4 separate regions of the Homo sapiens genome follow, and all the other regions are linked to region 1. The links are chromatin contacts, found by Hi-C in ENCODE. All regions are on one chromosome and are shown on one strand. Each heading gives the region's core, a stretch centred on a gene start or an enhancer-like site at or near the end of the contact. The rest is flanking DNA. Distances are from core to core; before and after follow the strand shown. Region 1 holds the start of DICER1 (dicer 1, ribonuclease III). Region 2 holds the start of BTBD7 (BTB domain containing 7). Region 3 holds the start of AK7 (adenylate kinase 7). Region 4 holds the start of VRK1 (VRK serine/threonine kinase 1).

Region 1 (2,891 bases), core at 388-2,887:
ACACAGCACATATTACATATAATACACACGTGCCACAGGTAGCTTTAAAGTAGACTTTGCAAAATAAACTGGCTATTCCAGAACCTAATTTCCAAAGATATCAATAATATTGAAAATTACTATTCTCTAGGACCTGGCTTATCCCGAACCCATCTTTTAATAAACTGAGTTTTTTGGTGAGGATGTATATTTTTATTTAGAAAACTTAACGTTTACACCAATACATATTCAATATAGCTAACCTGTTTTAACAGCACATTTTTAACAATATTTTCCGAGTTGCTTAAATCCTAACCTGAGTCCTTTTCCACTGTTTGAAAACAAGCACCACGAAGACACCTGACAATCAGGATTGTAAAGATTCAGAATATTCGAAGACAGAAGCATAGGCGTCCAAGTGATCCTCTTTCATCAGATGAATGTTTTTAAAACCTGAAAGTCCTAAGAACACTTACTTATCGTGTAGACCAGTAACGTGTCCCTTTAACCACAACTCTCTCCACAAAAGCACGGAGTTAACACTACACAAATAGGACCCTCCAACTCATCTCCACGTTTCCGCGGATCTTCAGGTTCCTAAGGACACACTCAGTGGTTTGCTGGCTCTGACCTCCAGGCAGAGCCATCAGGGCAACTCAGCTTTTCTGGACAATCTACAGAAATCTGATGTGCTAACTTAAAACATACACTGATTTCCCCAAAATCAAAAACCCTGAAGAAAGGGTCCTCCGCAGGGTCTAGGCATTTTGGCACAAAAACATCTGAGGGGAGAGGCAAAAGAATGGCCTCGGCCCCTGCCCGCCCCCCAGGGCCCCAATCTGGTCCCCTGACAGTAATCACACAGGACCCTCCCGGGAGGGACCGAGAGCCCAGCTTCGTCCCCTCCGGGCGCGGCACAGCGGCCCCATCAGAGGAGGGCCCCAGGGTGCTCCGGCAGGTCAGGCGCGCGTCTCCACCTCCGCTGCTCCCGCGCCACCTTAGCGCGCGTGACGGGACCTGTCAAGAGCCCCAGGCCTCGCCAGGCCGGGGAGTGGACAGGCGCCGGCATCCCCCACCACGCCACGGCGGCCCGGAAAGTCTCCCAGGGCTGCCTCGCGGGGAGGCGCCGGGGTCCGGGCCCAGGAGCAGAGCCGAGGCGGGCAGACGCCGGGTCCACAGGCCGCGCTGTGCGGGACGACGAGGCAGGCGAGGCCGCGCCCTTCGTCAGCGCCCGCCAGGCCCGGACGCGCGGCTCGGGGCCATGGCCGGCACGCGGGCCTCCGCGCGGAGGCGGGAGCGCGGCCAGGCGACCCGCTCCCCGCCCCGGACACAAAGCTGCTCCGCGGGAGCCCGCCTCACCTGCAGCACGGGGCGCCGCGGGCCTTCGAGAACCATCGGACCCCGCTCCGGCGCGCGCGTCACAGCCCAGGCCTCCCGGAGCCGCCCGGCGCCGCCGCCCCCGCCGCCATTTCCTCGCGCTCGCCGTCGCCTCGTCCCCGCTGTCAGGTTACTCCATTCACCTGGGCCTGCAGCAGCCTGCGCCGCGCCTCCGCCTCGACCCCTCCCGCCGGCGCCTGCGGAGACTGCGCAGCGCCCGGCTGGCCGGCAGCCAGCGCACGGCCCGCGGCAACGGCGCACAGCCGCTTGGAGAATCCCACTGGCTCCCGCACCGCCCCTCCGCGCCCCCACGCTCCGCTCGCCCCGTGGCGGCATGAGAGCGAGCCTGTGATTGGACAGGGCCTGGCGGTGAAAGGTTAATCCCGGCCCCCCAGCCACTCAGGAGCAGGGAGACAGCGGGCGCGCGCGCGGAGGCCGGAGAGGCGTTTGCGGCCCAGCGCCTGGACTGGACCTTGGCGTTGGGCCGCAGTTGCCCGGAGTTTTTGGGGCCCCCGGGAACCCGCGCGCCGAGGCCGGCTAAGTTTGGCAGACTCTCTGAGCTCTCGGAATTCGACTGCCTCCATTGTTGCTCCTTCTGGCACCCACAGACCGTAACGTGGCCGTAATTGTTTCCCGGAGAGCTTAGCTTCCCTCTGAGCACCTCCCTCCCCTTTTTAAAGTACCTTCCCACTCGCCTGCGTTTCCTCGCGTTAGTGGTGCAGGGGCCTCCGCATTTGGGGAAATAACAAACACCCACTTCCGCCCCCCACCCCAACCGGGATCCCCAGATAATGAGAAATAGATGGTGGCCCTCTGTTTGTAAGCTGTTCATTTGCATAGGTCGGAACCGCGCACCACAGCTTGAAGCTAGGAATTAAAATATCGGTGGGAATTAAATAAGTGGCTGGCTTAAAGAACATCTTCTTAATTTATCCCCAAATGTAGACATCTCTTCAGTGGACCCCCTGATAGGCCGGTTTGCTCCAGGTGAGGTGTGCTCACAGCAACTGCAACCGTGTTTCTTTCAGACCATGGGCGTGAGCAGAACCTACTATGCGCCCCTGCTGCCTGGGCTGTGCTGTTCAGTTTGGGGCCACCAGCCCCACATGGCTCCTGAGCACTTAAAGTATGGCTAGTCGGAATCGAGATATATGCATTCTTTACCAAATAATGTTCAAAAAATTGTTACATGTTGAAGTGATAAACTTTTTCCATATATTGGGATAAAAGTTTTATTTGTTTATTTTTTAGTGTGGGTTCTACAGAATTTTAAATGTCACCTGTGGCCTGCATTATATTGCCATTGGGCAGGCTGATCTAGGGCTTGCATGCCTGTGATCCTTAGGTGCACCCTGTGAGGTAGGTGCTTTAACTGTGTGCACCCTGTGAGGTAGGTGCTTTAACTGTGTGCACATTGTGAGGTAGGTGCTGAAACTGCTTCCTGTTTTTTTTTTTTTTTTCTTTTGAGACGGAGTCTCACTCTGTCTCCAGGCTGGAGTGCAGTGGTGCGACCTGGGCTTACTGCAATCTCCGCC
Region 2 (2,848 bases), core at 177-2,676, 1.8 Mb before region 1:
GTGGCTCACGCCTGCAATCCCAGTAGTTCGGAAGGACGAGGCGGGCGGATCACCAGAGGTCAGGAGCTCGAGACCAGTCTGGCCAACATGGTGAAACCACGTCTCTATTAAAAATACAAAAACTAGCCGGGCGTGGCAGCGGGCGCCTGTAATCCCAGCTACTTGGGAGGCTGAGACAGGAGAATCGCTTGAACCTGAGAGGCGGAGGTTGCAGTGAGTCGAGATCGCACCACTGTTCTCCAGCCTGGGTGACAGAGCGAGACTCCGTCTCCCCCCCCCCAAAAAGGTTGTTAGTTGAAAAAGCTAAGTAATTCTGTAAAAATGTCTACTTTCTCATTACAGTAAGATGTTTTCGCAGAGTTAACAGTGCTCTGGTGTAGATAACCAAGACTGCTTCTGTAAATTAGGCCTACTCCAGAGTACTTATTATCTGTGCTGGTATGTGAAGACGTGCAATTGTAGTTCACAGGAGAAACAACACTCCTCAGAGTTTCTTGAAAAACGGTGAGAAAGTTCTCACCCTCGGGGTAAAGCTAGCAAACACTGTGCAAATAAGGTACTGAAATATGCACACTTTTTGCCATTCAAGTAGTCCAACAAGCACAGCCTCCTCTTCTTTATCAAACACTCGGTATTGTCTCCCTCCCAACCTGTCAAAGCTCAATTCCAGGTTTATCCCGCAATAGTAACTTACCCGGACAATCTAACTTCCCCTGGGAGTAGCAGTCCTCAGGCCTGCTCCCTTCCCAGACCCCGCCGGCCACTCTCACGCCCACCCCTGGCGGTCGCAACCCCGCACCCGGGTAAACACGCGCCCCCGTCTCGGGAGCGGTTTCTCAGCGTCCTGGGAGCGACGGGTCCCGCCCCTCGGCGCCCGGAGCCCAAAGCCGGCCGGGCTGCCGTCGCGACTCCCTCGGGCCGCTCTCCCCGCCCCGAGCGCCACACCTCGCGCCCCTGCCCCAGGGACGGCGGCGCGCTCCAGCCCGCCCCTCGGAGCGCACAGAGACCGGCCAGTCCGGCGCCGCCGCGCCTCAGCCCCAGACGGACGACTGGCCCCTCCCCGCCCGGCGCCCCAGCGCCTCCCGCGGCGGCTTGGCCCCAGCCCCGGCGCCCCCACGCCTAAGAACAGCCCCTTCCTCTCCCGGACGCCCCGCGCCACACCGGACACAGCCTCGGCTCCACAGCCTCAGAGACACCAAGGGACACTCACCCCGGAGGCTCCTCCCGCCGCTGCTGCTGCCGCTGGGACCGCTGCCGTCGCCTCCGCCGCCGCCGCCACCAGCACCGCCGTCCGCACCGGCGCCAGCACCCCCGGCCATCCTCCTCCCACCGCCGCCGCCGCCGCCCTCTCCTCTCCTGTCAGTGGCTCAGGCTCCGGGACTGCTCCAGGTTCCCCTCGCCGCCATTTTGACTCCTAGACGGAGCAGGAGGGGCTCGGTTCGGCGTGGCCCTGGGGCGCCTGCGCGGCGCTGCGGAGCCGGCCGGAGCCCCCGCCCTCCCCTGCCGTCGTCCCGCTCAGGGTCACGTGGCCCGACGTCGCCGCGCGAGTCGGGCCGCGTGGGGGGGCGGTGCGTTCGCTGGATCCATGGGAGCGGAGTGCGCGCGCATTATTTTTGCTCGTCGGCTGGGAGCCGGGCGTCGGGTCGCTGGGAGTTTGCCTCTTGTGGCAGCATCCTGCTTAGTCCAGCGAATTGTGACACATTATTAAATGTATCAGAATATAAGAACTGTGTCACTACTACGTCACCAGATGGCCATTTCCACGAATTCATGTTTCCGTTCGGCGGCCGGCGTCCCTCGGGTGGTCGCATGCAATGAGTGCATCTTTCTCGAGAACAACTCTTCCGCGGAAAGTCATTGCTGACAGTCCTGGCATTCCGGTGGCTGCTTCTTGGCAGTGAGCACTTGTCTATCGTAAGCACTTGTCTGCATGGTACTTTTACAGGCACCACCTTGCTACTTGTGTAGTAGGTTAAAAAATAATCTTTAAGACACTGAAAAGTTTTCCTTAACAAGATACCCCTGTAAACAAAGGACAAAATTGATGAAAACACACAGTCGCCACGTGGGAGAGCCAAGTCGCTCTTCCCTAGATGCCCCTTGTTTGGGGGTTTGCAATAATTTCAGCGATGCAATAACAAAAATACTGTATTTATGGGGCACTGTCGTTTTCCAGAGAGATCCATGGTTTCATTTGAACGCCAAAGCCACCCTTTGTGGTAGTCAGGATAGGTGTTTTTATTGCTGTTTTACAACCAAGGAGACAGGCTCAGAAATACTAACAAGTAGGCAAGCCAAGATCAGAACCCAGGCATTCTGAACCCAGTGAGGAGGCACCGTTACACCTCCTTTTCCTCTGATAGACATTAGCAACTCTGGGAATTTATTTGAAAGTATTGTATTTGCATTTTCAATCTCTACCCATTGTTTAACAAGTTTTGTGTCACACAGTTTTTTGTTGTTGTTGTTCTGAAACCACCTCTAAGCTTCAAAGGATAAGAGCAATTTGGAATTTTGTGATGTGTTTTTAACCATCTCTTGACCCTCCATTATTTTATGCTTTTCATATTCAGTTGGAGACAATATCATTGTTGTTTTCCTCTGGACTTCCTTCAGATTTGTATTTTCCTCACCCTCATTCTTCATCACCTTACTTCCTTGAAAAGGATAGCTCTTTCCAATTTGTATTACTTCATTTTCTTTACCCATCTCACCCTTTTCACCCTCTTACCCAATCCTTGAAGGTTTGGAGATTGTAGCAGAGATTGTAGCAGTCCCTTGCCTGAAATTCCCCTCTAGCTGGTAAGGGTCACTTCAGTTGAACATACAGCCTCAGGGCGATAGACAA
Region 3 (2,812 bases), core at 82-2,581, 1.2 Mb after region 1:
TTAAAAATAAAAAGAACAAGAACGCTGGCGTGGTGGCTCATGCCTGTAATACCAGCACTTTGGGAGGACGAGGCAGGAGAGTTTCTTGAGCTCCGGAGTTAGAGACTAGCCTGGGCAACAAACATAGTGAGACCCTGTCTCTATTAAAAATAATAAAAAGAACGAGAAGAAACCACGCACACACAATTGCTGCAAGTGTTAAATATTTGCATTTAAGGAGTTAATGCTTAAGGCATGAAAACAGTTCAATATGATCAGGCTATTCCAAGGGAACTGCGTATTCTTAGTCCACCACAACCTTTATGGTCCAGTGATCACCGAGGTGAATGTTATCTTTTAATTTGTGGATTTATCTCAGCAACTGCATGTATAATCTCTTGTGGAACGGTCAAGTCTAAATTTCTTCCCTTGGTGAATGTGAGCGAATCCCGGGCGCCTACGGGCTCTGGTCGCCCCCAGCCGACACCAGGGGTCTTCCCGGAACGTGCGTCTGGAAACAACCCCCAAGGGAGCTGAGCCGGCGGACCAAGCCGCACCTGCCGCAAGGCGGGACCACGCTAGCGTCGCTCGGGTGTTCGGGAGCCCGAAACTCCATGGCAACAGCTTTTCTTCGCAGCTGAGGCTTACGTCCCGTCGCCCCGGCCAGACCACCCCATGGGAGCGTGCTGAGTAACTCCCACGTGTCGGGGAGAGGCCTAGGCTGTGGGCCATTCCCTCTTCTTCAGAATTCTCATTATTTTTAGTCATCGGGTCAAGCGGACACAGGGATGTGTTTCCAGACTTTCCGAACAATGGAGATTAAAAAGGCACAGCAATCACATGGCCCCCCGGGACAGACGCCCAGGGAGCTTCGGAAAGAAACCATGCACTGCCCAAGGGCTCCCAGTGGGCAGCAAGCCAGGGTGAGACCCGGGCTGCACGCGCGGCGCCGCGGAAAGCACTCGCAGGGACATCCGCCTGGCGCCCAGCAGCCGACAGCGCGCGCAGTTGCGAGCCCTGAGCCCCGCTTCGCCCGGCGCGCCCCGCCCAGCCCACTGCACTACACACCCCGCCCTGCCCGGCATGCCCCGCCCAACCCCCCGGCACGACTCGCCCCGCCCTACCCGGCACGCCCCGCCCAGCGACCGGCACAGCCTGCCCCGTCCCGCCTGGCACGCCCTGATTAGCGCCGGGCACGACACGCACCGCCCCGCCCGGCACTCCCTGCTTCGCCCACGACACGCCCCTCCCCGCCCGGCAAACTGCCCGGAGCCAAGGCCCCGCCCCCAGAGAGAACCTGCCCCGCCTCCCTGGCCCGGGCCCCGCCTCCTTGGCAAGCGAGTGGCGCTTTCACCTTAGCAACCAGCGCGGCTCCCACCATGGCTGAAGAAGAGGAAACTGCTGCTCTCACGGAGAAGGTTATCCGGACCCAGAGGGTGTTTATAAACCTGTTGGATTCCTACAGCAGCGGAAACATCGGGAAGGTGAGCGGCGGCGGCGGCCCAGAGCCTCACGCCAGCTCTCAGCTCCCAGCCCTCGGCCCCCGGTCCGCAAACCCAGCGAGGGTCTGCGCCCCAGGGCGCTGTCGGGGCCTTTCCTCAGGGAGGGTCCCGCGTCCTGGGCACCACCAATGCCCCCTGGACCCCAGTCCGCACCCAGGCTGGTCAAGAGATTCTACATGGAAGCTCAGGTGTCTGGAAATCACTGGTCCATCCCCTGTTCCTCCTTTTAATGAGGGGAAACTGAGGCTAAGAGGCAGGGACTTGCCCAAGATCACATAGAGAGTTGAGGCCAGAACCTGGACAGAGACTCCAGGTCTCTTGCCCCCTCCTAGGTTCTCTTTCTACCCTTCCATCGATTTTGAAGCAGGCAGCTAAACGAGAAAATAAATCAATTTTTTTTTTTTGAGACGGAGCCTTGCTCTGTCGCCCAGGCTGGAGTGCAGTGGCGCGATCTCGGCTCACTGCAAGCTCCGCCTCCCGGGTTCACGCCATTCTCCTGCCTCAGCCTCCGAGTAGCTGGGACTACAGGCGCCCGACACCGCGCCCGGCTAATTTTTTGTATTTTTAGCAGAGACGGGGTTTCACTGTGTTAGCCAGGATGGTCTCGATCGATCTCCTGACCTCGTGACCCACCCGTCTCGGCCTCCCAAATTACAGGCCGAGTAAATCCAAAAGGGATTACAGGCGTGAGTAAATCAAATTTTTATATTGCCCATGAAGCGTTTTTCATTCATCCATCCCTTCAATATATGGTTTTTGAGCATCTATTATGGACCAGACACTGTTTGGGTCCCCGAGTTCCATTAAGTTTCCTCACCTTTCTGTGTCTTTATCCCTGGAAAATGAAGATATTCAGAAAAAGGGCTCTGGGGCCCTTCATGCTAATATGATCAGTTGTCAAAAGAAAGCCATGATTTTATCATTCCCTGTGGGTAGGACCCGTCCATCTGAATTCTGTCCTCTAGAGCTACAGAGAAATCTAATCTCACCCTGGACAGACTTCTCTGAGGCTAATGACTGCACTTTCGAACAGGACAAATCTGCTTAAAATAGGATGAGGCTACAGTACGTACAATCTGTATTAGTTTTCTAGGGCTGTGGTAACCAATTGCCACAAACTGGATGACCTTATAAAACAGAAATTATTCTCTCGCAGTTCTTGAGGGCAGAAGTCCAAGATCAAGGTGTCAGCAGGGTTGGTTTCTACTGGAAGCTCCAGGGGAAGAACTGTTGCTTGCCCCTCTCCTAGCTTCTGGTAGTTGCCAATAATTCTTGGCACCCCTTGGCAGTAGACTCCAATCTCTGCCACCTTCTTCACATGGTGTTCTCTC
Region 4 (2,912 bases), core at 346-2,845, 1.6 Mb after region 1:
CTGGGCACGCCCCAAAGCCAGGGGGCACAGGGAGCGCGAAGTAATTTGTAGAGGTCAGCCTCCTGGGGCAGAGGGCAGGCAGGAGAAGTATTTGGAGCAGATGAGGGTATCTGGAGGGGAAAATGTAAGACATCAGGCACAATATTGCCCTGTCTAATGGACAGAGTGATTCCAGGTTTTGTAGGGACTGAAGCTCACATAATTTTGGGGGATCTACTTTAAGAAAAATCAGCTGGGTGTGGTGGCTCATGCCTGTAATTCTAGCACTTTGGGAGGCTGAGGCGGGGTGGATTGTTTGAGCTCAGGAGTTCAAGACCAGCCTGGGCAACATGGTCAAACCCTGTCTCTACAAAAAATACAAAAATTAGCCAGAAGTGGTGGCCTGTGCGTGTAATCCCAGCTACTCGGAGGGTTGAGGTGGGAGGATTGCTTGAGCCCAGGAGGTCGTGGCTGCAGTGAACCGAGATCGCGCCAATGCATTGCAGCCTGGGTGACAAAGTGAGACTATATCTTTAAAAAAAAGAAAAAGAAAAGTAAAATCGACAAATAAACCCCCAAAGCTATGTAAACTCATTGAGGGACCTGCGCAAGTGAGGTCCTGAAGCTTACGCTTCATTGGCTTCATTGTTAATCTCCCTCTGCCTGTGACTTCAGTGATTTTGACCTAGAACAATGACCCAGTGCCCAATAAGCTCTCAGCCTCATGGGTGATGGAGACTTAGCTGATTATAATAAACACAATGCGGCCGGGCGCGGTGGCTCACGCCTGTAATCCCAGCACTTGGCGAGGCCAAGGCGGGCGGATCACAAGGTCAGGAGATCGAGACCATCCTGGCTAACACGGTGAAACCCCGTCTCTACTAAAAACAGAAAAAAATTAGCTGGGCGTGATGGCGAGCGCCTGTAGTCCCAGCTACTCGGGAGGCTGAGGCAGGAGAATGGCGTGAACCCGGGAGACGGAGCTTGCAGTGAGCCGAGACTGTGCCACTGTACTCCAGCCTGGGCGACAGAGTGAGACTCCGTCTCAAAAAAATAAATAAATAAAAATAAATAATAAACACAATGCAAACTGTGGCATACGTTGATTACAGATGAAACACTATAGATGATTAGGTAGACATTGAGATATGCTTTGAAATAGGCTTCGAAAAACAGGTAGGATTTAGACACATATCAATGAGTGGGCAGAATAATACTAACACTATCTGCTATTTATTGAGCACCAACTAAGTTTAAAGTACTGCCTATAGATTATTTCATTTAATCCTAACAGAAACAGGAAACTTATTTTACACCCAACTCTCTGCCAATACACTTAATAAATCAAGCTACTACGAACAAGGCTGTAAACCACATTTCCTAGAAGACCAGGGAGCAGAAGGACGGGGATCTCCCTTTGCCGCTAAGAGACTCCAACTCCCAGGATGCCTTGGGAGCGCTGGACCACAGCTCCCGGCATTCCCGGGGAGGCGCGGGGCTAGCGTAGCCTCCGCCCCGCGCCTCGCGTTACCACTCGTCCCGCCCCTCCTCGTCGCCTCCGAGCCAATGGGAAGGCTCCATACTGCAGGGTGCGAAGGGGCCGGCGCCGCTGCCGAGTTACGAGTCGGCGAAAGCGGCGGGAAGTTCGTACTGGGCAGAACGCGACGGGTCTGCGGCTTAGGGTAGGGAGGCCGCAGGCGACACGGCTCGAGGACTCGCGCGCCGAGCCGGGGGCGCGGAGGCGGGCGGCCGGGGCTGGGGCCGGCACTGGGCCTTCCGGGCGGCCTGTGGGTCCACCGGGGTGCGGGAGTCGCCGTCAGCCTCGGTCGCCCCGCGGGACCGCGCTCCGCCGCGTGGCTTCCGCCTGCGCGGGCGTCCGCTCCTTCCTTGTCTCGTTCAGGCCCCGCAGGCGCCCCCGGGGATGCCTGGACTGGCCAGGCCGGCCCCCATCTGAGCTCCACGTTCTGGACGCGCGTGGTGTCGCGGCCGAGCTCGCAAACGCCGCCTCGGGCCTCACCGGGAAGCCGGTTCTGTCAGGCGGGGCTCCGGGTGAACAGCGCAGGCGAGGCCCCTGCCCCGCAGAGCTCACTCTGTAGAAGGGAAACAACACACGCAGCTGCGATGTTTTGCGGATACGGAAATGCTTTCTTAGAAACGGGACAGGCAGTTGCGGGCTAGAGGAATGGGGGCGAGGCTCTTTAGGTTAGGTGATCCGGGAGGGCATCTCAGAGGATGTGACCTTTGACTTGAGACCTGAGAGGGGAGGCCGACCCCTGAGGATAGCAGCCAGGCCTGGGGACCGCGAGGCCGCCCGTTATTTCCCTGTCACATCGCGGGGAGGCCCCGTGATCCTGTACTTGAGGGTCTGTCTGGTGCAAGGCAGTTAGAGCCGCTTGTGTGTTTTGCAAGGGACTTTCATAACCGTTTGACAGTTCCTCCTCATTCTGTCCTTACCTGGCAGGGTGGCATCCTTTACTGTTGCAGCTCCATTCAGGGGCAACGCATAGTTTTTCCTACCACCGAAATAGTATTGTGGTTCTCGTCTCAAAACTCTTAGGTGGTAGAATTAAATTCGACAGACAGCAGCAGAGTCAGACACTATAGGTTCCTGTTGAGGCCACCCATTTTTCTGATGTCCTTTCTTTCAAGTCACTCATTTTTGTTTTCCTTTGTATAGACTCTTCCCTTCCCTTTCCTGTGTCCCTTTCTTGGAACAACTTGGAAATACAATTTGCTATTGGGAGGATGTTGGTTTTAGGGAACTGTTGAAGAACTTCATTAATTATTGTGTGTGTGTTTTTCTTTTCTTCTTCTTTTTTTTTAAACTGGAATTGCCCATCTGTTGAGACTGAAATTCAAGAGTAAAAAAAAGTAGGGCAGCATTTATTTTCAAGAGTTGACAATAAAGGCACCTTTCTTTATGACATGCTGAG

Evidence for each region. Hi-C counts contacts between places; a loop is a spot of excess contacts on that map. Pooled maps may share reads with other maps.
Region 2: a map of CD8-positive, alpha-beta T cell shows a loop between it and region 1 (20-fold over the local background). The contact joins the promoter of BTBD7 here to the promoter of DICER1 in region 1. A Hi-C loop is called at or near these places in 2 of 168 maps with a recorded cell type or tissue (both CD8-positive, alpha-beta T cell) and 13 of 50 pooled maps.
Region 3: a loop to region 1 is called in a map of CD8-positive, alpha-beta T cell, with 14 times the contacts of the local background. The contact joins the promoter of AK7 here to the promoter of DICER1 in region 1. A Hi-C loop is called at or near these places in 2 of 168 maps with a recorded cell type or tissue (both CD8-positive, alpha-beta T cell), 1 of 37 single-sample maps with no recorded cell type and 8 of 50 pooled maps.
Region 4: a loop to region 1 is called in a map of B cell, with 14 times the contacts of the local background. The contact joins the promoter of VRK1 here to the promoter of DICER1 in region 1. A Hi-C loop is called at or near these places in 2 of 168 maps with a recorded cell type or tissue (B cell and CD4-positive, alpha-beta T cell) and 8 of 50 pooled maps.

What each region holds. Positions count from the first base shown.
Region 1 is chr14:95,155,892-95,158,782 of GRCh38, forward strand. DICER1 (dicer 1, ribonuclease III) reads right to left here and starts at 1,638. Exons shown (of 27, transcript NM_177438.3): 1 at 1,339-1,638. DICER1-AS1 (DICER1 antisense RNA 1) reads left to right here and starts at 1,797. Exons shown (of 4, transcript NR_015415.1): 1 at 1,797-1,967; 2 at 2,302-2,343. RefSeq lists silencers at 929-1,288, 1,349-1,808 and enhancers at 1,899-1,998, 2,039-2,108.
Region 2 is chr14:93,331,610-93,334,457 of GRCh38, forward strand. BTBD7 (BTB domain containing 7) reads right to left here and starts at 1,427. Exons shown (of 11, transcript NM_001002860.4): 1 at 1,211-1,427. It also overlaps a transcript of UNC79 not described here.
Region 3 is chr14:96,390,797-96,393,608 of GRCh38, forward strand. It overlaps AK7 (adenylate kinase 7), which reads left to right and starts at 1,332. Exons shown (of 18, transcript NM_152327.5): 1 at 1,332-1,463. The coding sequence starts at 1,359. RefSeq lists a silencer at 892-1,401.
Region 4 is chr14:96,795,787-96,798,698 of GRCh38, forward strand. VRK1 (VRK serine/threonine kinase 1) reads left to right here and starts at 1,596. Exons shown (of 13, transcript NM_003384.3): 1 at 1,596-1,661. RefSeq lists silencers at 1,478-1,677, 1,688-1,977 and an enhancer at 1,922-2,453.